Regions from separate parts of the Homo sapiens genome. Here region 1 is linked to region 2. Evidence: read pairs that join two places in POLR2A ChIA-PET (ENCODE). Cell type or tissue: PC-9. All regions are shown on one strand. Links, peaks and the distances in the headings refer to the core of each region. The heading gives the core; the rest is flanking DNA.

The links. ChIA-PET counts read pairs that join two places held together with the same protein. Peaks named below come from ENCODE experiments on the same cell type or tissue, not always from the same donor. Only the 100,000 strongest peaks of a DNase experiment are listed, where the experiment ranks them.
Region 1: POLR2A ChIA-PET joins it to region 2 with 7 read pairs; 1 of 35 experiments calls an interaction of 5 or more read pairs at or near these places.

What each region holds. Positions count from the first base shown.
Region 1 is chr6:111,817,741-111,829,704 of GRCh38, forward strand. The region is part of intron 2 of FYN (FYN proto-oncogene, Src family tyrosine kinase); the gene reads right to left. Among named protein-coding and RNA genes, the nearest start is that of FYN, 50 kb to the right of the region's middle. In PC-9, for the core only: no CTCF peak of the experiment used is centred there; a DNase peak (open chromatin) is centred at 6,421; H3K4me3 peaks cover 701 bases; H3K27ac peaks cover 1,997 bases.
Region 2 is chr6:111,454,996-111,466,959 of GRCh38, forward strand. The region is part of intron 1 of REV3L (REV3 like, DNA directed polymerase zeta catalytic subunit); the gene reads right to left. Among named protein-coding and RNA genes, the nearest start is that of REV3L, 22 kb to the right of the region's middle. In PC-9, for the core only: no CTCF peak of the experiment used is centred there; no DNase peak of the experiment used is centred there; H3K4me3 peaks cover 544 bases.

The DNA of each region.
Region 1 (11,964 bases), core at 4,288-9,287, 360 kb after region 2:
ATTGAGTTTAAAAGTAGACAGCTTGTGTCAATAACAAATGGTTTCTGGTAATTATTGTTTTCAATCCAGGATAAAATATAAGTATCCCTAATAAACAAATGACAAAGTGTCTCTCTTTGGATTCCAACAAGAGCAGCGTGATTCCTCCACTGGGGCACTGTCTGGTTACAACAGTGCCTGGCTGTGATTCTGGTCAGCCTCTGAAAGCAAGAGTCAGGGCCAACAAATGCTCCATCTATGCACATGTGCCCTGAAGAATCAGCCAACTGTGAGAATGGCAAAGAGCACACAGATGACCTGATGACTGACAGCCTCTTCCTTTGGATGCCATTTATGTGAATTCCAGAAATCTGCTGACAGTTATCTCATGCCATGCCAATGCAAGGGTTCACCACGCTAAGAATAAGCTATATATTTTGGTCTTGCAGTATTTACCCCCAAATAATCCTGCACAGAAATGGCAAGGTGAAAGGCTGAGAGAAACGAAGAGGGACCACTGGGAGAAAACATACACATCTACCACTTCCCTTCATGCAATTCCTGGGTGCAATATCAATCCAGGTGGGCGCTGAGCACAGCAGCAGCACACACCCAACACACAAAGCATTTATAAATACCTCAGGTATGAGGGTGGCTGGCTTGATCTGATCAAGCTGATTATGGACTTAATGTAAATACTCTTTTTAAAAAAAGGCATATATATGAAGACAACCCTATGGGCATGAGCTCTGAGTTATGTTTTCAGTGGTAATGATCACACGTGTTTGATGTTGGTACCACTAATTTGCAAGATGCTTGGCCAGCCTGGTGGACTGTGCTGTTCAACGCCCACAGCCCATCCCAGGGGCCCAGCTCCCTCCATGGTAATGAGTACCTGGTCTGTTGCCTTGCTGCTGCCACTGCTGACTAGCTTTCTCCGATGCTGCTGTCATGTGCTTCTACCCAAAGCTGTCTGCCTTTGAGCCACAGCTATTTCCTGAGGGATGTAAAATTCAACAAACTGCAAATAAACAACACAGAACATGATCTCATGCTGTCATGCTGCTGCTTCTCTAAATTGTAACATCGTAGCAGCTCCTTGATTTACAAGCATCATTTGACCCTCACATTTCTCTTTTGGTTACTTCTCCTCTTGAGTCCATCAGCTTCCTCCATTGCCTAACTATGTGTCTCTTGGACCATCCGGCTATGCTTCACCCCATTCAGACTTGGTGGCTCTCAAGCTCACCAAGCTGCAAAACGTGTTCTTGCAAAGTTCACCAGCAACCTCTAAACTTCACTGTTCTCATCCCCCAGGACCTGACATTTAACACTGTCAGCAGCTCTCCTCACTAGTCTTGGCTAGGTTTGATCATCTTTTCTCACCCAAACTGCCTCTTTCCATTCCCTATTTTGGTTGGGTGCACAGAAACCCAGAGTGAGTTGTCTCCTTCTCTTCTCTCCCCTTAATCCCCTACATCCAGATGCAGCTTGCCATCAGCAATCCTGGAGATTCAGTCTTCAAAAAGCCTTGTGATTTTCATTAAGATTTAGTGCAGATAAAATAAAACAACATTCCCAAAAGGAGTCTGTAAACTACAGTACATCTACAAATACAAGGTATCAGTACGGGCAGAATCATTTTATTCCTTTTCTGTTCCTTGCTGAAGTCATTCAAATTCTTATTCCAACATTTAAATCCTTCCATAATATGAACTCACTTTAAGTCTCCAACTAAATCTTGGATTATTGTTTTACGACAGTCCCTGAAATAGAATATTCTTTCCTCTCTGAACCTGTCTTTAAAACATAGTACTTGAACTGCCTTCCCCGAGACCATGACCCATATTAAATTGAGTTTCAGCCACTCCATTAACCCCTTAGGCAGATTTTTAATTAGTTTTACAGACGCATAGACTGTAAAGGTCTTTGTGTAGTTTCTACTTTCCTGTTTCTTTACTACTTACTTTGTGTTTGTTTACATGTTTTTCAAATTTGTGCAGGCAGGGATCATGGCTTGATATGGACTGTTAGTGACCAACTGACTTCAGCTCATTACTGTTCATAAATTAGTCTCATCTCCCCCACTTTAAAAAAAATACCCAAATAAATTTAAAAAATATTATTCTCAAACACTCACCCTTGGTGTCTCATGCAGAGGGTCTGGCGATAAGACAGTTATTAAGAATATTTAAAAGTTTCATTTCAACTCAAGAATGAGAAACTCATCCATCCCTGACAAAAACAGCTTAAGAATAAATTCCAAATACCCAAGTGTTATTTTCTTCACTCCACAAACCCGGGAACATTACAGGACCATGACACAAGTTTGGATGACATCCTATGGCTATCAGATGATAGATGTTTTCATTGGTTTCTCCTTAAATCAGGGCTGTGAACAGTCCATGATACTGAATGGGAACCCTTAGCAAGACAGCTCAAATTGTATCTGACAAGGCTCACTTCATAAACCTCAACTATTTTCCTAATGAAGAGATGCTGTGTTAAGGCAATTCTCTTTATATAACCATTATGCATTTATATTCCCTTTAAAGATAAATGATATTTTTATGAAGAATGAATTGCATACAAAATACTGTCTTAGTGAGATGCCAAAATACACACCCATTCAAAATATACAAAACAGAAACAACTAGCCAATATTTCTCCTAACCAAAATAAATGGTGTGCAGAATTCTCTTTTGAATAGTATGGTGATCTTAATGACAAAAGCAAAATTAATATATTACTATTAGGAAATAACCTGAGAAATAGATTAACTGTACCTTATAAAAATTATACTAATATGTTTACTACAGCGCTTAGGATATTTACGTTTGAATTTAAATTATGATATAATTTAGTATTCTCTGCATAATATAAATTAGGATGATCTAACTGAATGTGCAAAAATGCCAACATTCATTCATTCACTCACTGAATTTACAGGTACGTATAGACAAGGGAACATGAAAAGACACTATTATTACCAGCTCAGAGTCTTAGGAAAAACAGATGCATAATTATAAAAAAAAATGATATAAGCACTGGAATTATTCAAAATGCTATGCTGGGAAATACCAACATTTAAGTAGCTGGTAGATCATAAAACAGGTAAGGTAGACATCTATTTATGCAGACCAGGGTCAGTAGCAGTAGCTATAAAACGATCCTATTTATGTTAAACAACAACAAACAACTAGGTTACATGGAAAAGGGTCAGGAAAAGACAACTATCCAGGGGTTAACCATGACTAATTAACTCTGAGAAGCAGAGTGGGAAGGAGGATAATTTTTTTTAAAAAAGACTTTACATACCTCTGTACTGTCTGAATTTTAAAAACATAACCTGAAAGTTCATGTAATACTTGATAAAGGGATCATAGTTATCTTCACAGAATTGGAAAAAACTACTTTAAAGTTCATATGGAACCAAAAAAGAGCCCGCATTGCCAAGTCAATCCTAAGCCAAAAGAACAAAGCTGGAGGCATCACACTACCTGACTTCAAACTATACTACAAGGCTACAGTAACCAAAACAGCATGGTACTGGTACCAAAACAGAGATATAGACCAATGGAACACAACAGAGCCCTCAGAAATAATACCACACATCTACAACCATCTGATCTTTGACAAACCTGACAAAAACAAGAAATTGGGAAAGGATTCCCTATTTAATAAATGGTGCTGGGAAAACTGGCTAGCCATATGTAGAGAGCTGAAACTGGATCCTTTCCTTACACCTTATACAAAAATTAATTCAAGATGGATTAAAGACTTACATGTTAGACCTAAAACCATAAAAACCCTAGAAGAAAACCTAGGCAATACCATTCAGGATACAGGCATGGGTAATGACTTCATGTCTAAAACACCAAAAGCCATGGCAACAAAAGCCAAAATTGACAAATGGGATCTAATTAAACTAAAGAGCTTCTGCACAGCAAAAGAAACTACCATCAGAGTGAACGGGCAACCTACAGAATGGGAGAAAATTTTTGCAATCTACTCATCTGAAAAAGGGCTAATATCCAGAATCTACAAAGAACTCAAACAAATTTACAAGAAAAAAAAACCCCATCAACAAGTGGGCGAAGGATATGAACAGACACTTCTCAAAAGAAGACATTTCTGCAGCCAACAGACACATGAAAAAATGATCATCATCACTGGCCATCAGAGAAATGCAAATCAAAACCACAATGAGATACCATCTCACACCAGTCAGAATGGTGATCATTAAAAAATCAGGAAAGAACAGGTGCTGGAGAGAATGTGGAGAAATAGGAACACTTTTACACTGTTGGTGGGACTGTAAACTAGTTTAACCATTGTGGAAGACACTGTGGTGATTCCTCAAGGATCTAGAACTAGAAATACCATTTGACCCAGCCATCCCATTACTGGGTATATACTCAAAGGATTATAAATCATGCTGCTATAAAGACACATGCACATGTATGTTTATTGTGGCACTATTCACAATAGTAAAGAGTTGGAACCAACCCAAATGTCCATCAATGATAGATTGGATGAAGAAAATGTGGCACATATACACCATGGAATACTATGCAGCCATAAAAAAGGATGAGTTCATGTCCTTTGTAGGGACATGGATGAAGCTGGAAACCATCATTCTCAGCAAACTATCACAAGGACAAAAAACCAAACACCGCATGTTCTCACTTATAGGTGGGAATTGAACAATGAGAACACTTGGACACAGGGCAGGGAACATCACACACCTGGGCCTGTTGTGGGGTGGGGGGAGCGGGGAGGGAAAGCATTAGGAGATATACCTAATGTAAATGATGAGTTAATGGGTGCAGCAAACCAACATGGCACATGTATACATATGTAACAAACCTGCACGTTGTGCACATGTACCCTAGAACTTAAAGTATTATATATATATATAAAATTTAAAAAATAAAGACAGAGACAATAATCTAAAAAATAAATAATAAATTTAAAAAATAAAAAAAGAAAGAAATAAACAGTAGAGGTAGAGGCTGCAAAGCAGACTGAGAGAGATGAGTGAGAAGTAGAAGGAAATGCAAGAGAGAGTAGAGTCAGAGAGGCGAGGGGAGGACAATGTTGAGAGGGAATGCATGTCAACCACACCATCATTGACTGTCAAAGAGGCAGAGGAGCATGAGGACCCAAGAAAGGGCTTGTCACACAAGAGAAAGCTCTAATTTCCACATGGCTGCTACAGTGGAACAGCAGCAGTGGAAATACAACTGCAGCAGGGTAAAAACGGGGTGTAAGGGGATGAGCAGTAGGTGCACATCACATGCCACAGGGCGGCTAACACACAAGTGAGGTGAGCTGGGAGCAAGTGAGATTATGTCCCTCTGTGTCTTTCACGTTACCAGATGGGTACAGAAAAATTCTTGTCAATTTTACAAAAATCTACAGTGCATTTGCAGTGACTAACAGTGATTATGAATGGCAACCAACACTTGTGGCCATAGGCTACAGGTGTGGGGACCCACAGGGAACCGAACGGAGGACCCAGAAACCACCTACAGAGGTGGTCACTACACAGCTCCAGCCCCAGCCGTGGCTGCTGAGAGGCCATGTTGGCCTTGTGCTGCTAGATCATCCTATTTTTAAAGAAAAGCCATAAATCTGCATTTAAAAAAATGTGAAATATCCTGACTTCTAAACACCGGCTCAAATTTTTAGAAAACACTGGACTAGACAAAATATGGGGGCCACCTCAAGCGTTACGGCTTTCTGTAAGCTTGGCATTGAGGAGAAAATGTCAGGCAAAAAATTTTATACTTTTTTCCCCCTTTTATAAAGAATGGAAGCTTTTCACATGTTGCTGAGGGCCAAGATCTAAGGGATAAAAATCATCCCCTCTTACTTTTAAAATATCCAATATTTGAACTAAAAAGGACTCTCTCTGCTTTCCTTTAAGATTCTACACACTCGCAGGCTCTGCTAATAAACATTTAATCCAAGCTCTTGTATCATGCTAACATAACAGATCTCAGCTAACTATTACAAGTGTTAAAATATGTGTCTGGGTGGGAAGCCCAAATTAACTGGTCATTTTGAAAAGGAAGCCATGAGGAAGGACAAAACATTCTCACAGAATATATATAAACACTCACATTGACTTTCAGTTTATCAAATTTCCTGAGGAAAGAAGTTCCCATTTGTAGCTGACGTATATTGTAACAACACACCCAACCATTTCATTAGAATGCTATTTTTAATCAGTTCGGCATACATTATGCCTCAGGAACTGAAAGCAAGGAGTACATAAAGTCATCAGCTGTGGATATAGAATACTCAGAAGTCAAATAACATTTCAAACTGGGCAAATAGCTTAAAAAGCATAGCAACTCTACAAAGGAAAAGTTTCAACTGCTCTTCTGTGAGCACATGGTCTTTAAAAAATCCCCACTGCAAACTTTGGAAAGTTGAAAAACATCTTTTGCAAGATGTGAAGAATGCATTTGGTAATGACTCACTTGTGATAACATCACTGGGTGGGCCACTGCCACAGAATCTATCCTAAGCTCATTTCACTCTGCTCTGGTCTCTTCATAGTCTATTAAGGGGCAACGTGGATGATGGTAAATATTAGTGCCTCTACTTTGAAATGATTTTCCTCCCAAGGTAACTAATACATTCTCAGGCATGTGGAAAAAGAACTCATGCAAAAGCTCCCTGTATACTAGACTTAACTTTCTCCTGAAATTTAGGAGAAAGCCTTGACACCATCATGGATGAGAGAAATCTACACTGCATCTTGTTAACATCAGATGATGTTGTTGCCCATGACTCTGTACCTTTGTCTATCTATAGTACATTTTTCTCTCTTGCATTCTTCGTTTTCAGGTCACATATAGTTCTCCTCTAACTTATCTTTCTGTGCTCACTCTGTCTCATCTATTTTGCTTTACTCTCCCCCAGTCATTACTCTGAATTTCACTTTTTATTTGCTTAGGTTTGGGTTTAGCTATTTTTCTTCTCAGGTCTCTTATGCCTTCTTTCATTTTCAGACCCTGTCCCCTCCACTACTCACTATTCAAATGAACACTAGCTTTCAGCCAAAGTGTTACCAGGTAGCCACAAAATGAGGTCTTGCACACTTTTACTCCTAAGGTTATCTGAATCAAGTTCACAAATTCATAAACTGAACCAATGCATTTGTCAAAAAGAATCTTTATTTTATTCTGGTGATTAAGGAATTGTTTAAAGTTTTCATTACTTCTGAAAACTCCTCTGAGCTCCCATCTCTGAGCATTGCAGGCATTGCCTCAGATGGTCAGGCCTAACATGAGCACTCCACTGGTTGTAAAACCTGCTAGAAGACTGACAGAGTCAGAAAGCCATTGCCTCTGATGCGTAGGAATGGTGGTCCACAGGCCTTGCTGGGATCTTTTTGGACTGCGGGCAGGGAGGCCTGGACAGCTCTCCATGGTCCCGAACAAGACAAACATTCCAGTGCACAAGCCCTTTGTGGGAGGCACCCTCTTTTCCATGTAGCTACTGTACTTTCAAGATCTTAGCTGAAAACCAATTTAATTGCCTTAATATAAACACCAGACAGCGAGTTTTATTAATTTGGCAACTGAAATAACATAGAGCTTCTGGGATTTATACTCTATAGAGGGTAGCAACATAGGAGACAGAGCACAGTTTTGATAACTATACAGACCTGGGCTCAAATCCTAGCATTTTCTCTATCACAGGATACCAGGCAAGTTACTAAGCTTCTCTGACTGTGGTTTTCTCATCAGTAAAATGAAGATCTCAATACCTACCACACAGGATTTCTGTGAGCATTAAATTATATAAGGTAAGATAGAAGAATGCCTAGTGCAGTGCAGACACACATGGTCGTGTGAGGGAATGGAAGTTAGTAACACATATTCCCAGGCTTACTCTTCCCAGCTGCTCATGTGCACTCTGGCTTTGCCTTCCTGGTTCTTCCCTTTGCCCTGACCTGTTTGGGGGAGTTCTGTGATGCAGAATCAGGAGGAAAGGTGGGAGAGCAGGTGGGCCACAGTTAGGAAAGGCTTGGGGGCTCATTTGTAAGGGCTGTAACGTGTGAGGAAAGCTGGAGGGAAAAAGAGGGACTTAAAGAAATATTGCTGTAATTCTATATCCCTCTATGGTATTGAGAAAGACAAGTCAAGATGTGCTATTCTGAAATTACTGTCACTAGATTGTATTTCTTTGACTCATATCATTCTGACACTGGATTGGGTGGGTCTGGATACATTAAGAGTTAGGGCGAGTATTCTATAATTTCATTACTATTTAAGTATACAACCATGGGAGTAGAAGCAGTAGACAAGCAAGAGAAAAGGCGAAGGGAAAACAACTGAGCTGCCAATCTCATTGAAAAAGGAATACAGGGAGGAGTGAAGACGCCAGAGGACTGTCAGGTTCCATTACCCATCCCTGATTCACTGGGATTTCTGTGAGTTGCTAGCATTTCGGTGTTTCAGTTTTTTCCCTTGTGAAATGGCAGGGTGGGAGAGCTACAGCATTATGGCACACTAGTTGGCCTTTTCAGAGCTGGTGTGGAGGTATGTTAGCATCTGGGCCTCCCAACTCTGGCTTTTACTGTTCCTTAAGAAGTACGCGTGTGTGCACTTCTATATATGTGTATATGTGTATGTATGTGTATTTATGCACACACATGAATTCTGGAGCTACCCCTGCACATACCATTAAATCATTTAAAAAGAAAGCCTTCAAAAGGGTAATCTGTTTATCCCTTCTACATTCAAACAAGAATATGCCTGAATCCAAAAACATGACTAATTTCGCTTCCTAAAAAATCTCCAAAGGAGAGATTTATAGCCCCCACTCCCTTAATGACATACTTGATCTTCTAGTAACTCATAATGGAAAAGTTCCTCTTTGTTACATTTTTAAAATTGCACTCTTGCTTGCATTTCCAATTCTCCTTACCACATTATTTTAGTTTTGCATAGGACATATCCCCTTCTAACAATGACAGAATTTACTCATGTATTAATATTTACTGCTTACTGTCTCATCTCTTTTCTCCCAGCTAAAATAAGTGACCTTGTTCACCGATTTAGGCCATGTACCGAAAACAGTGCCTAGCTCATACCAGGGACCCAATAAACATTTGTAATTAGAAGCTGACTTTTTGTTCTGTTTCTTTGATAAAATCACAAACCTACAGAGCTGGAAGGGACCTTAGAAAGGGACCTTTAGAGATGAGAAAATTGAGGCGCTGTGAGGGGAAGCTGCTTGTCTGAAATTTTGCACAGAATTTCCTGAGCCCTTATCAGAGCTCTTTCCAGCTCATCTCAGTGCTTCCACGCAGAACTGTGGTCCTGGAGACAGGGCAAGAGTCGGCCAACGAGAGAGGCTGAATCTCACCTCATTTAGAGCAAGAGAGTCAGAGAGAAGAAGCTGTAACATTTATTTACAGAAAAGTAAAGTCTCATAATAATAATAGTCTATGGATCAGTAGCAGCTTTCATCTAAGGATCTCAGAGAGCTTATGAAATTCTCATCCCACAATGTGAGGTATCATTATCTGTTCTCAGTCAAGTAAATTAAGAAGCTGAGTGTTCTATGGTCTTATTGCAGGCTGGTTCAAAGACTCTTTGGGGCTCTATGTCCTCTCCATAGTTTTTCTCATCCTTAACACCAAGCTGCAACAGCTACAGGAACCTCCCAGTTTACTTTCTTCTAGATGTCCCTAAAACCATTCCGGCTCATGCCCATCTTTAAGCCAGTGTGTAGAGGAACAACACTGGGGATTTGAGGTGTTCAATCATGTAATGCCCCCTTTTGGGTCACCAGCGGCTCAGGCTTCCTGAGCTGGTCCTGGAGAAAAGCTGACCACAGTGACACTGGGGGTATACGACAGCTTTTTGGGGGTAAAAAGAATTATTTTTCTTTCCTCAGTTTACTGCCCATGCCCCCACATACCCTTTCCATCAACTTGGTTGAAAGTTTTACCCACCCACACAATTACAGTGTTCACAATTATTCCTCAGCTATTTAAGAACCACATTAAAGACCAATTAGATTGAGTCAACACAACAAGCCCTGCTGAGGAGCCCATTTAGATTTTGACTAAGGGTACTCTTTCTTCTTGGGGGAGATGGGGGAAACGGTGGATTCTGAAATCTGACACTTCTCATCATAAAGCTTTCCCCAGGCCCCTAACTGCACAGAGGCAGGCAGGCTTGCCCTCCTTACTCTCTTGGCCAGTAAAGATGCTGTCCAACCAGTGCAGTCCAAAACAACCTCAGCACCACAATGGCCGCTTCACTCCGTGTCAAGTTGACAGTGTTGTTCTAGAGTAGCGGAGGAACCCTGGTTACAGTTGACTGTGTACCCTGAGAACTTCCTCCTCTTCTGCAGCTCCTGGGACTGCACTGCTGACCTTGTCCTTGGGCTGGAAACTTAATGGCCAAATTCCCCAGCCAGCATCCTGAGGTTTCTGGCCCCTTGGAGCAAGCAGAAATTGCTTACTGAGCTCAGGATTCCCCAAAGTGTTTTCTGAAAAACCCATGCTCTGTGGGATACCCAAAGGTGTGATGTGGAAAAAGAACTTTGTGATCAAACAAGTTTATGAACTGAGTATAAAAATATGTTAAACAACAGTAGTTCCTTAAAAAATTAAAAATAAAATTACCATAGGATCCAGCAATTCTACTTCTGGGTATCTAGTTGAAAAATTGAAAACGGGGTCTCCAAAAGATATTTGTACGTCCATGTTCATAGCAACACTATTCACAATAGCCAAAAGGCAGAAGCAACCCAAGTGTCCACTGATGGATGAATGCAAACAAAATATGGTCTATACATACAATGGAATATTATTCAGCCTTAAAAAGGAAGGAAATTTTGACACACGCTACAACATAGATTAACCTGGAGGACATTATGCTAAATGAAATCAGCCAGTTGTAGGACACATTCTATATGATCCACTTACATGAGGTACCTAGAGGAGTCGAATTTATACAGACAAAAAGTAGAACGGTGGTTGCCAGGGGCTAGGGGAATGGCAGAATCCGGAGTTGTTGTTTAAGAGGTATGGATTTTAAGTTTTCCAAGATGTAGTCATGACTGGTTGCACAGCAATGTGAATACACTTAACACAACTGAATTGTACACTTTAAAATGGTTAATATGGTAAATTTTAGTGGCATGTGTTTTACCACAATTAAAAAAACAACACATTAAACAGTCTTTGCAGTAGGACTTCTCAGAGCCTTTAAATGTTAATGTGCACAGGGAATCCCCAAGAGGGGGATATAACAAGCAGCTCTTCCCAGCTTATCTGGCCACAGAATCCATTTTCCACACATCTCCTGGGACCAATGTGCTTCAGAACATGCTTTACGAAATGAGCTACTAAATGGAAAACTGTTAGAAAACATGAAATCCTATTTTTTACATTTACATAGAGGCAGGCGAGATTCCAGAGCCTGAAGTCAGATTTTCAAAACAGTCTTAACTCACCATCATCCTCTCATAGAGGAGAATCAGATTCTATCCTCAACTGTGTCACTCATCAGCAGGGTGGTCTTGAACAAGTAGTACTCTCCCCGGGCCTCTGATTTCTCACCTGATGTGTGGGAAAAATACCTGCTCAACCTATCTCACCGGTCTGTAGTAAAATCTAATTAGAAACATTTGTAAAAGAACCTGAAAAGTACCAAGGGCTATTCAAAACGTAGGATAATTAGTAAGTATGTACTAATGCTTATTAAGGTGCAGCAGACAAGGAAGAGAGCCCAGGTCTCTCACATCAGGAGCTCAGATTGTTAAGCACAGAACAGACACCAATAAGCACAGAAATGAAAGAAAGGAAAAGAACCATAGACTGAGCACTTCCAGTAGAGCAAAAACAGGGAGACTGGGAGAATGGAAGTCAGAAAACATAGGTTGAGAAGCTGATTTTACTGCTGTCTGACCTTAGACAAGTTATTTAGCTTCCCTGACTTGCGGCTT
Region 2 (11,964 bases), core at 3,580-8,579:
CAATAAGCACTAAGGACACAAAGACTGGCAGCATACTGAATCTGCCCTCATGAAACGCACACTCTAAGAGGCAAGTCAGACATGTTAAAAACAAACAATCTTGCAAGTTAATGTGATAACTGCTTTAACAGGGATACAAAGTACAATGGTGGCACAAAGGACTGATATGACTAAGGGTAGTTGGGAGAGGCTTCACAGTGTAGATGATGTCTCAGGACAGTCTTGAAGTGTGAAGAATTCACCAGTAGAAAAGGCCATTCCATCCAGAGGAATGGCATTCAGTCATTTCATAAGGGATGACACCACACCAGACACTGAACACCTAGGACAGCCAAGGTACCTGCTTTCATTAAGCTAACAGCATATGCAAAGTCATGAGGTACATACATTTGAGCAAGAGCAAGCAGTTCAGACTGAAAAGCAAAGTGCTTGAGGGAGAAGCAGAAGATGATGCTGAAAAGGTAGGCAGGTGCTCGATCATGAAAAAACTTTATGTTGTCTAGAGTTTTATTTTAGATTATAGGCCAGGGCTATAATCTAAAATATATAAGGGCTGAATTTGAAAACAGGTAAAGTTAGAGACAAACTGGGAGGCTATTATGATGATCCATGCAAAAATAATGACACCTCAATTAAAGTAGTAACCATGGAAATGGACAGAGAATGGACTTGAAAGTCCACAAACTACATGTAAGTGATTGTTACCTGTTTATGATTAAATAAAAAGAAATAATTTCTCTTCTTCAGTAAATATCTACCAAAGCCCCATAATGTATTAAAAATTATTGACAAAAACATATTAGGATAAAAGAACACAATGCATTTTCACTTTTCTTTTATGTATGTGTAGGTGTGTGGAATCAGGGCTCCAATTACAATCCTGTGCCACATAACAATGTTTCAGTCAAGATGGAATGCACATGCAATGGTGGTTCCTTAAGATAGAGCATCATATCGAAACCTCGTATATGGCACTTGATATTGACACTGCAGATCAAGTAGGGGAAATAGCTGATATTCAGTAATGGTGCTGGGACATTTCGTTTTCTAATGTAACATACAAATATATTTTTATTTATACATATTTTTTCTAGGTTTGTGTAGTATACTCTATGATGTTCACACAATGACAAAATCGCCTACCAATGCATTTCTCAGAACACATCCCTGTCGTTAAGCAACACACAACTATACCTTTAAGTAATTTTAGAGTCGGTCTTCCTTTTTACCAGAGGAAAAACAATTCCTTGTTTCTGTTCTACAACTGCAAGAGGAGTGCCAGAAAGAGTTAACAGTTGTCAACAGAAGCTTGACCCTCTGTTCTCAAGTATGTGCTGGGGATGTAGTGGGAATTTAACACACTAAACAAGAAACTGTCCATAATCCAGTTTACTTCAATTTTTAAGAAGAAATCTGTATATAAATACTGAGGCTTTCTGCCAAAAAAGCAAATGCTTCACGGATTTGGCTCCTTGTCTTTTCTTGTGGCTGTTCTCCAATATCAACTTGGAGATGTCCCTATCTCAAAATCTGCCAGCTACTGAAACATGGGTCAAACAAAACACTTTCCTCTCTGTAGAGTATAATGTATCAAGACTATGAATCCTATTAGGTAAAGCAGAGATCACATTTAAAAATGCATATAACTAGTTCCCCCAAAACAATCTTTTCTCAGATACTAATACTCATTCCACAATATTAAACTTCAGATTTCAAATATAAGGTTTTCTATGATTAAACTTTTAGACACTGGAATCAGACATATCCAAAGAATCTCTGGTAAATCTGACACACCTGAATTGATGTAAATTTAATAGAAGCGTATCTTGCTTCCCTTTGCAGGTAATATTCCTTTTCACTTGACTACCACATAATTTTAAGAAGAAACCAGAATAACTCTCATTCATCACTTTTAGTAGTTCAAAAAGTCTGAATCTACTCAAAAAAATCTCCACACTTTGATATTTCTAAGTTTAAATTTGTTTTATTTACACTAATTCAGTTTATTACCTTTTAGCGGTCTTAAATATTTTATGCATTACAAAAATCCTTCTTTAAAAGGCATCCCATTTATACTTTCAAACCACTTTCTTAACATAAATGCAAATTAACACACTCCAGAAAAAAAAATTATTGTTAATTCCTTAATTGTACTGTACCTCAAGTCTATTTAATTCTACATAGTTATAGGAGAGAAAAATAAAAACATCTAGGTCTAGCTACTTGATAATAGGTAATACTCTTTATTCCAAATTAAATATATAACAGTATAATAACGAGCATAATTCCGAAGACAATCAAATGACATTCAAGTGATCTAACAGAAAAATAAGAAAATATTTTGATACAGAAAACTAAAAACATAGCTTAGTTCATAAGTCATTAGGGTTATTACATTACATTTTATCATCACAACAATAGCCACAACCCCAGGCTATATCTCATGGTCCCTAAATCTAAGCAGATTGTTTTTAGTTGGGAAAAAGATTATCATAAACTTATATTTTACTAATAATCTGAAGGATCTCAAATATGCCAAGAAGCCTATGTCTCTAAAATATAGCTTCATCTTTTGAAATAATTGATGCTTCAGGAACAGCAACAATAACCATTATCATCAAGGTAATCTCCCTGAAAAATCTCATCATGTTAGAAAAAAAACAAGTATTAAAAAAACAAAAATGAAAGCAGAACAAAGCATACAAGAGCAATTAGACAATTATTAAATGGCCCATATACCTGCAATTGAAATCACAGAAAGAGAAGACAGAACAGGTCAAATGAAATACATGAAGAGACAATGGCTAAGAATTTTCCAAATTAAGTAAAAGATGCTAAACCAGAGAACCAAAAAACTCAGAGAAGACCAAACAAACCAACAAAAGAAAACAGACACATCACATTCAAAATAAAGATAAATCATATCTAAAGATAGAGAAACTCTTAAAGACGGCCAAAAGAAAAATAAATTAAATGAACAAAGGACATTATATGCAAAGAATCAAAGACAAATGACAAAAATATGTAATAGATGCAAAAAATCTCAACAAAATACCAGCAAACCAAATCCATCAGCACATCTAAAACCTAATTCACCATAATCAAGTAGACTTTATTCCTGGGATGCAAGGTTGGTTCAACATATGCAAATCAATCACTGTGATTCACCACATAAACAGAATTAAAAAGAAACACGATATGACCATCTCAATAGATGCAGAAAAAGCTTTTGATAAAATCCAACATCCCTTCATGATAAAACCCCTCAATAAACTAGGTATCAAAGGAATATATCTAAGAGCCATTTATGACACACCCACAGCCAACATCATACTGGATGGGCAAAGCCTAGAAACATTCTCCTTGAGAAATGGAAGAAGACAATGATGCTCACTTTCACCACTCTTACTCAACATAGTAATGGAAGTCCTAGCTAGAGTAATCAGGCAAGAAAAAGAAATAAAAGGTATCCAGATAGGAAAAGAAGAAGTCAAACTATCTTTCTTTGCTAATGGTATGATTCTATACCAGAAAACTCCGAAGACTCCACCAAAAGGCTCCTTGAACTGATAAACAACTTCAGTCAAGTTTTAGGATACAAAAATCAATGTACAAAAATCAGTAGCATTTCTACGTAACAATAACCTTCAGGCTAAGAGCCAAATCAAGAACACAATTCCATTTACAAGAGCCACAAAAACAAGAAAATACCTAGGAATACATCTAATGAAAGTAGTGAAAGATCTCTACAAGGAGAACTACAAAACACTGCTTAAAGAATCAGAAATGACACACACAAATGAAAACATATTTCATGCTCATGGATTGGAAGAATCAGTATCATTAAAATGACCATACTGCCCAAAGTAATTTGCAGATTCAGCATTATTCCTATCAAATTACCAATATCATTTTTCACAGAATCAGAAAAAACTACTCTAAAATTCATATGGAACCAAAAAACAGCCCAAACAGCCAAAGCAATCCTAAGCAAAAAGAAAAAACCTGGAGGCATCACATTACTCAACTTCAAACTACACTACAAAGCTACAGTAACCAAAACAGCACAGTACTGGTACAAAAAGAGATACATGGACCAATAAAACAGAATAGACAACCCAGAAATAAAGCCACACACCTACAACCATCTGATGTTCAACAAAGTTGACAAAAATAAGCAATGAGGAAAAAGTCCCTATTCAATACATGGTGCTGGGATAACTGGCTAGCCATATGCAGAAGAATGAAACTGGACTCTTACCTATCACCATATACAAAAATTAACTCAAGATGGATTAAAGACATAACTGTAAGACCTAAAACTACAAAAATCCTAGAAGAAAACCTAGGAAATTCTTTTCTCGACAACAGCCCTGTCGAAGAATTTATGGCTAAGTCCTCAAAAACAATTGCAACAAAACCAAAAACTGACAAGTAGGACCTAAGAGCTTCTATACAGCAAGAGAAACCATTAACAGAGTAAACAGATAATCTACAGAATGGGAGAAAAAATTCAGAAACTATGTATCTGACAAAGGCCTAATATCCAGAATTTATAAGGAACTTAAATCAACAAGTAAAAAACAAATAACCCCATTAAAATGTAAGCAAAGGACATGAACAGACACTTCTCAAAAGAAGACATACAAATGGCCAAAAAAAAATTGAAAAAATGCTCATCACTAATCATCAGAGAAATGCAAATCAAAATCACAATTGAAATACCATCTCATACCAGTCAGAATAGCTTTTGTTAAAAAGTCAATAAATAACAGATCTCAGTGGGGCTGTGGAGAAAAGGGAAAACCTTTACGCTGTTGGTGGGAATGTAACTTAGTTCAGCCACTGTGGAGAGCAGCTTGGAGATTTCTAAAAGAACACAAAATGGAACTACCATTTAACCTAGCAATCCCATTACTGGGTATATACCCAAAGAAAAATATATCATTCTACCAAAAAGACACATGCACCCATGTGTTCATCACAGCACTATTCACAACAGCAAAGACATGGAATCAACACAGGTGTCCATCAACAGTAAATGAGATAAAGAAAATGTGGTACATATACACCATGGAACACTACACAGCCACAGAAAGAACAAAATCATGTCCTTTGCAACAACACGGATGCAGTTGGGGGCCATTATCCTAAGCAAACTAATGGAGAAACAGAAAACCAAATACCCCATGTTCTCACTTACAAGTGGCAGCCAAACCATGAGTACATATGGACATTAAGATGGGAACAAACAGACACTGGAGAATACAAGATGGGAGAGGGAGGCAAGGATGGAAAAACTACCTATTGAGTACTATGCTCACTTCCTAGGTGACGGGTTCAGTCGTACTTCAAACCTCAGCATTATGCAATATACCTTTGTAATAAACCTGCACAGGTACACCCGGAATCTAAAATAAAAGCGGAAAAAGAAAAAAAATTTAATTCAAATAAAAATATATACGTAAAAGCCATATAACAAACAGTAGAGTGACATCTTTTAAGTACTGAAAGAAAAAAAAGGCAATCCAGAATTCTATATTCAGCAAGAATATTTTAGAAAAATAAAGTCTTTTTGAGAGAAACAAAGATAATTTATTACTAGCAGACTTGGCCTATAAGAAATGTTAAAAGTTCTTCAGGTAGACAGAATGATACCAGACAGAAAACTTGGATCTACACAAAGACATGAACAACAGTATAAACGGTATAAATGAAAGTAAATACAAAACTTCATATTTTTCTTATTTGCAATTGTTCTAAAAGATAACTGTCTCTAAAGCAAAAATGCAGTCATGTACTGCATAATGATATTTAATCGACAAGGGACCACATATATAATGGTGGTCCCATAAGATTACGATGAAGCTGAAAAATTCCTATCGCCTAGGGACATCCTAGTTGTATTAACATTGTAGTACGATGAGTTACTCACGTGTTTGTGGTGAAGCTGGTGTAAAGAAACCTACACTGCCAGTTGTATAAAAGTATAGCATATACAATTATGTTAAGTACATAATACTTGATCATGGTAACAGTTACTAGCTTATGTATTTATTATATACTTTATCATTATTTTAGAATGTACTCCTACTTACATAAAAAGGAAAGTTAACTGTAAAACAGCCTCAGGTAAGTCCTTCAGGAGATATTACAGAAGAAGGAACTGTTATCATAGGAGATGGCAGTTCCATGTGTGTAATTGTCCCTGAAGACCTTCCAGACAAGATGTGGAAGTGGAAGACAGTGATATTTATAGCTTGACTCTCTGTGGGCCTAGGGCTAATGTATTTGCGTCTTAGTTTTTAACAAAAGTTTTAAAAGTAAAAATTAAAAATTTTTAAATAGAAAAAAGCTTACAGAATGAGGACATACTTTTGTACAGCTGTACAATGTATTTGTTTTAAGCTAAGTTATTGTAAGAGAGTAAAAAAGTTTAAAAAACTAAGAAGTTAATAAAGTAAAAGTTACAGTAAGGTAAGGCTAATTATTGAAGACTTTTTAAAAATAAATTTATTATAACCTACATGAACAGTTCTATAAAATCTATAGCAATATACTGTAAAGTCTTAGAGTAGTAATATATTGCATGTTGATTGCATATATATAAAAGTAAAGTGTATGACAACAAAAACATAAAAGATGAAGAGGAGAAATGGGAGTATAGAACTATAAGGTCCTAATACTACATATAAAGCTATGTATTATTATATCAAGAAAACTGTGATTAATTACAAATATACGGCAAACCCTAGGGCAACCACTAAACAAATTTCAGAAAGAGGTATAAATAAATAAGCAAACCGCGGAGAGAAATGGAATTTTTAAAAAGTCCAAGTAATCCAAAAGAAAAAAAGAACAGATAGACTAACATAAACCAGATACCATAGTGGTAGATTTTAATCCAACCATATTACCAATGTTGATAAATATAAACAATCTAAACACACTAAATAAAAGAGACATGTCAAAATGAAAGACAGAGATTATCAGACTGGATAAACAAGTAAGCCCATCTATATGCTGACTATAAGAAACCCATATTAAGTGTAAAGATACAGATAGGTTGAAAGTGAAAGTAAAACAAAAAACAAAAACAGAAAAAATATGTTGGGAGACAATTCTCCATGGGTCTCTGTTGAGGTAGCTGCCTTTGAACCTACTTCTCAGTATCTGGTCTGCAACCATCTCCCCAGTTACTCTTTATTAATAAGTGATACAATGGAGAGATGGAAATCTCATGTCTATTGCTAATATGTATGAAATTCATGGCAAACTTCAGTTTTTGACATGATATACCATGTAAATACTAATCAAAAGGAAGCTGAAGTGGTTATATTAATACAAGGCAAAGAAGATTTCAGAACAAGGAATATTACCAGAGATAAAGAGGCTGTCCGCCAGAAAGGCACACCGATCTTAAATATGTATGGATCTAACAAACTTTCAAAATACATGAAAAAAAAACTGATAGAACTGGAAAGAGAAATAGACAAATCTATTAAGTTGGAGACTTCAACACATCTCTCAGTATTTTATAGAACGAGTAGGCTATAAACATATGGAAAAACTCAATCTCTCACTAGTGATGAAAAATGTACAAACCCACAATGAGATGTTTTAAATTAATTCCTAATTTAAAACTTAAGTCTGACAATCCTAAATATTGGTGAAGATGTGGAACATCAGAAACTCACACTTCTGGTGGGAGTATAGATTGGTATGATCACTTTGGAAAACAATTTGGCATTACTTAGTAGAGATGTGCTCATATTTATAATTTAAAATTCTTATGACGAATAAATAGTAAATATAGATTCACTCAGCAAATATTAAAAACAAAATAAAGCCACAGAATGTAAGTACAACACCCCGTTAGGCCTAACTAGACACCGAGACTCACATAACCCAAACAGGCTGGTTATACTTAACATGTCAGGCAGGAGTCCTCATTGCAATTCGGGGGCTAGTATCTTTGGCCCTCTCAGGTGGCAGATCAAGTGTAAGAGAATGAGAGCATAAGGTCCTTGCAGTAGCTACTCTAGCTTACAGGTACCAAATAGCAACCAATATCTCCAGTCTCATAGGCATAGCTTCCTGAGCTTCAGCAACAGATTTGCTTAGTTGCAAGAGTTATCACACTCAGGGAAGTCCAAAGCTGTTAACGGTATAAGTACCAGTATTTACAATTCATTCACAGTCCTCCTCTGGTCCTTATGCAATTCAGTAATCATGAGTCATTATTACCATAAGCAATGGTGCTCGGTTATACAACTGATATTCTACCTTATCAAGCTTCCAAGTGAACAAAGCTAGGAAGTTAAGCCAAGGCCAAAACTGTCCGAAGAGAAGAAAGGTTAATGTTACAACAAATAAAGAGATTCAATTTAGAATGGCACTAAGCTAAACAACTATTAATATATTTCACTGAATCCAAGATGCTAGTGATTATGACATAATTAATTTTTGTACTAAGAAAAGTGCTGTTAAGTAAATATGGTGCACTACTGATTGTAAGACATATCCTAATTACTGAGATGCACAAGGAGGGAAAATATACTTCTTAGAATTGATGAAATACAGAATAATCCTTCTCTAAATTTTTCACTAAAATATTTAAGACATACAGTAAATTTTCACTTAACTTTGTTGATAGGTTCTTGGAAACCTAAACTTTAAGAAAAACTTTGTAGCAGATCTCCAAATGACATTTTGTTCAACTTCATTTTATTATAACAATGAGAAAAAAACGGTTTCATTATATGTGATTTCACTTAAAGTCACAATTTCCAAGAACCTGTCATGGACATTAAGCAAGGACTTACTGTGTAACTCTTTTCTCTACCTTGGGGACACGGTCTGCTCCAACAGAAACCAGTCCCCTACTAAAAATTTTCTAAGACATGTAATACCTCTGTTCATCTACTCTAAAAACAACCAATATCAACATAATTGACGCAGCATAGCTGTCTTCATCCTGGCATGTTAAAAAGCATCCAAAATCTAAATAAATGAATTAGCTCCCATCACTGATTAAATCACTAAAAGTCCTAAGGGCCTTTACAACCTGGAGGCTTGCATGCAATGTTCTGGTAAAATAAATAAATAAATAACAAAAATTTAAAAAAAAAAACTGTTTCAGGTTATCCATAAATATGTTAGTTCCCATATACCAGCGAACTGTGCAAGGAGAAAAGTGGAAAAAACCTTAAACCTCAATCCAGTAGAGGTACACTAAGTGAATGTTTTCATCTAAGTGGGTTGTATACGATCATTAGTTCTTTATGCTAGGGAAGGCAAATCTATCTTTTTATAAGCAGAAAATAAATATGATTAAAGTGAACTTGCCATACCCTACCTACTGGCAAACACTAGGCTTGGAAAAATAGCCCTTGTTCATAGATAGGTATGTATGGAATGGGACCTAAACAAACATTCAGCAGCATAGATAAAACATCTTCTTAAAAATGCCAAAGAAAAGAATCTGTGATAATTTATATTTAGAAACAGAAAAAATGTAAAAAGTATATGCTGTGTGTTCTCAACAACATACATATAGGAAGAAATAAAAAGACAGACTTATATGCAGTCTAAGATATAAATGGAACTCTTAAGAGATAAGAAAAAAGAAATGAATAGAAACAACAATTTAAAAAACTACATTTTGGTACATACACTTTTAAAAATGAGTTCTGTTATCTATGTTTTCCAAAAAGGAAAACAGGGCCGGGCATGGTTGCTCACGCCTGTAATCCTTGCACTTTGGGAGGCCTAGACAGGTGGACTTCCTGAGCTCAGGAGTTCAAGACCAGCCTGGGCAACATGGTGAAACCCCATCTCTACTAAAATACAAAAAACTAGCTGGACATGGCAGCGTGCGCCTATAGTCCCAGCTACTTGGGAGGCTGAGGCAGAAGAATTGCTTGAACCTGGGAGACGGAGGCTGCAGTGAGCCACGATCGCACCACTGCACTCCAGCCTGGGTGACAGAGCAAGACTCCATCTCAAAAAAAAGGAAAACACATAAAACGGTCTATGCTGCAAAAGTCACACACTAAAGGAAAGGGTAAAATAAAGTTATTTTTATTTGTTTTTTTTTTTTTTTTGAGATGGAGTTTCTCTCTTGTTGTGCTGGAGTGCAATGGTGCGATCTCAGCTCACTGCAACCTCTGCCTCCCGGGTTCAAGTGATTCTCCTGGCTCAGCCCCCTGAGTAGCCAGGATTACAGGCATGCACCATCACGCCCAGCTAATTTTTGTACTTTTAGTAGAGACGGGGTTTTGCCATGTTGGCTAGGCTGGTCTCAAACTTCTGACCTCAGGTGATCCACCTGCCTCAGCCTCCCAAAGTGCTGTGATTACAGGCATGAGCCACAGCACCCAGCCAAGTTATTGTAAAAATATAAAATTACAAGAGTGAAAAACAAAATCAAACCTCAATTATAGCAAATTTTGTTGGCTGAGCGCAGTGGCTCACACCTATAATCCCAGCACTTTGGGAGGCTGAGGCAGGCGGATCACTTGAGGTCAGGAGTTTGAGACAAGCCAGACCAACATGGTGAAACCCCATCTCTTCTAAAAATTCAAAGTTAGCTGGGCATGGTGGTACGCGCCTGTAATCTCAGTTACTCGGGAGGCTAAGGCAGGAGAATCGCTTGAACCAGGGAGGCGGAGGTTGCAGTGAGCTGAGATCGCGCCCGAGCACTCTAGCCTGGGCAACAAAGCGAGATTCCGACTCAAAAACAAAAACCAAAAAAAAAAAAAAAAAAAAACTTTGTTTAAAATCTTCAGATGGGTTTAAAACTGAACTGACATAAAAAGATTAAAAATAGTGATGAAAAACGATTTATACAATATATCGCAGAAATAGTCAAACTGAAAGGAAATAGGAATAATAATTTTGACACAGGACAAAAAGATTTTAAGAAATGAATTAGTCTTTTTATATTGCTAAAAAGATCTCTACAGTGCTACTCAAATGCCATCTATGAACTAGCTGTTTGCTACAGCTATGCAACAAGACAAGAACAAAGCTCGAAACTTAGCATTTAGAAACTCTTACAGCAGTCTGAGAGGGAAATTCTATACCTGTTAAATAAAATAATTTTTAAAAATGGAGGTTATATTACTATTTTGTCAAGTTATTCTCATTTCATTTCATTTTTCTAGTAATTCATTTTTAATGTATTTTAAAGAAGTATTGGGAAAAAAACCTGATTCTTCACCACAAATAATTTGAAAAGCACTGTGATAAAAGACTTATCGGTCATGAAGCTGGGATGTGCCAAACAACACATCAAAATATACAAATTTAAAACAATTACAGATGCAAGGCAAAAATGAAGGACAAATGTTTATTTGGGAAGCAAACCCATTCCATGACACATTAGATTTTTTTTAAAAAAAGCACATAGAGGAATTTTAAAATGTCACGTTTTCTCTAAGAAGTCACTGATTATAAATGTCCTATCAGTTTAATACCAGCTTTTCAGGAGGGAAAATTACTGTATTAAATGTACATACTGTGAGACACATTACAAACTCGGAAATGTTAAAATTGGGCCAGGCGAGGTGGCTCATGCCTGTAATCTCAGCACTTTGAGGGGCTGAGATGGGCAGATCACCTGAAGTCAGGAGTTCAAGACCAGCCTGGCCAACATGGCGAAACCCCATCTCTATGAAACATACAAAAATTAGACAGGTATGGTGTGGTGGCACATGCTTGTAATCCCAGCTACTTGGGAGACTGAAGCACGAGAATCACTTGAACCCAGGAGATGGAGGTTGCAGTGAGCCGAGATCGCACCACAGCACTCTAGCCTGGGCGACACAGTGAGACTCTGTCTCAAAAAATAAAATAAAATTAGAAAAAAGAAATTTTAAATTGTTTAAAAAGGATTAACCAAGAAAATAACAGTAAGTCAATAATTTGGTATTAAATGAAAAACTTCCTTTCAATTTTCAG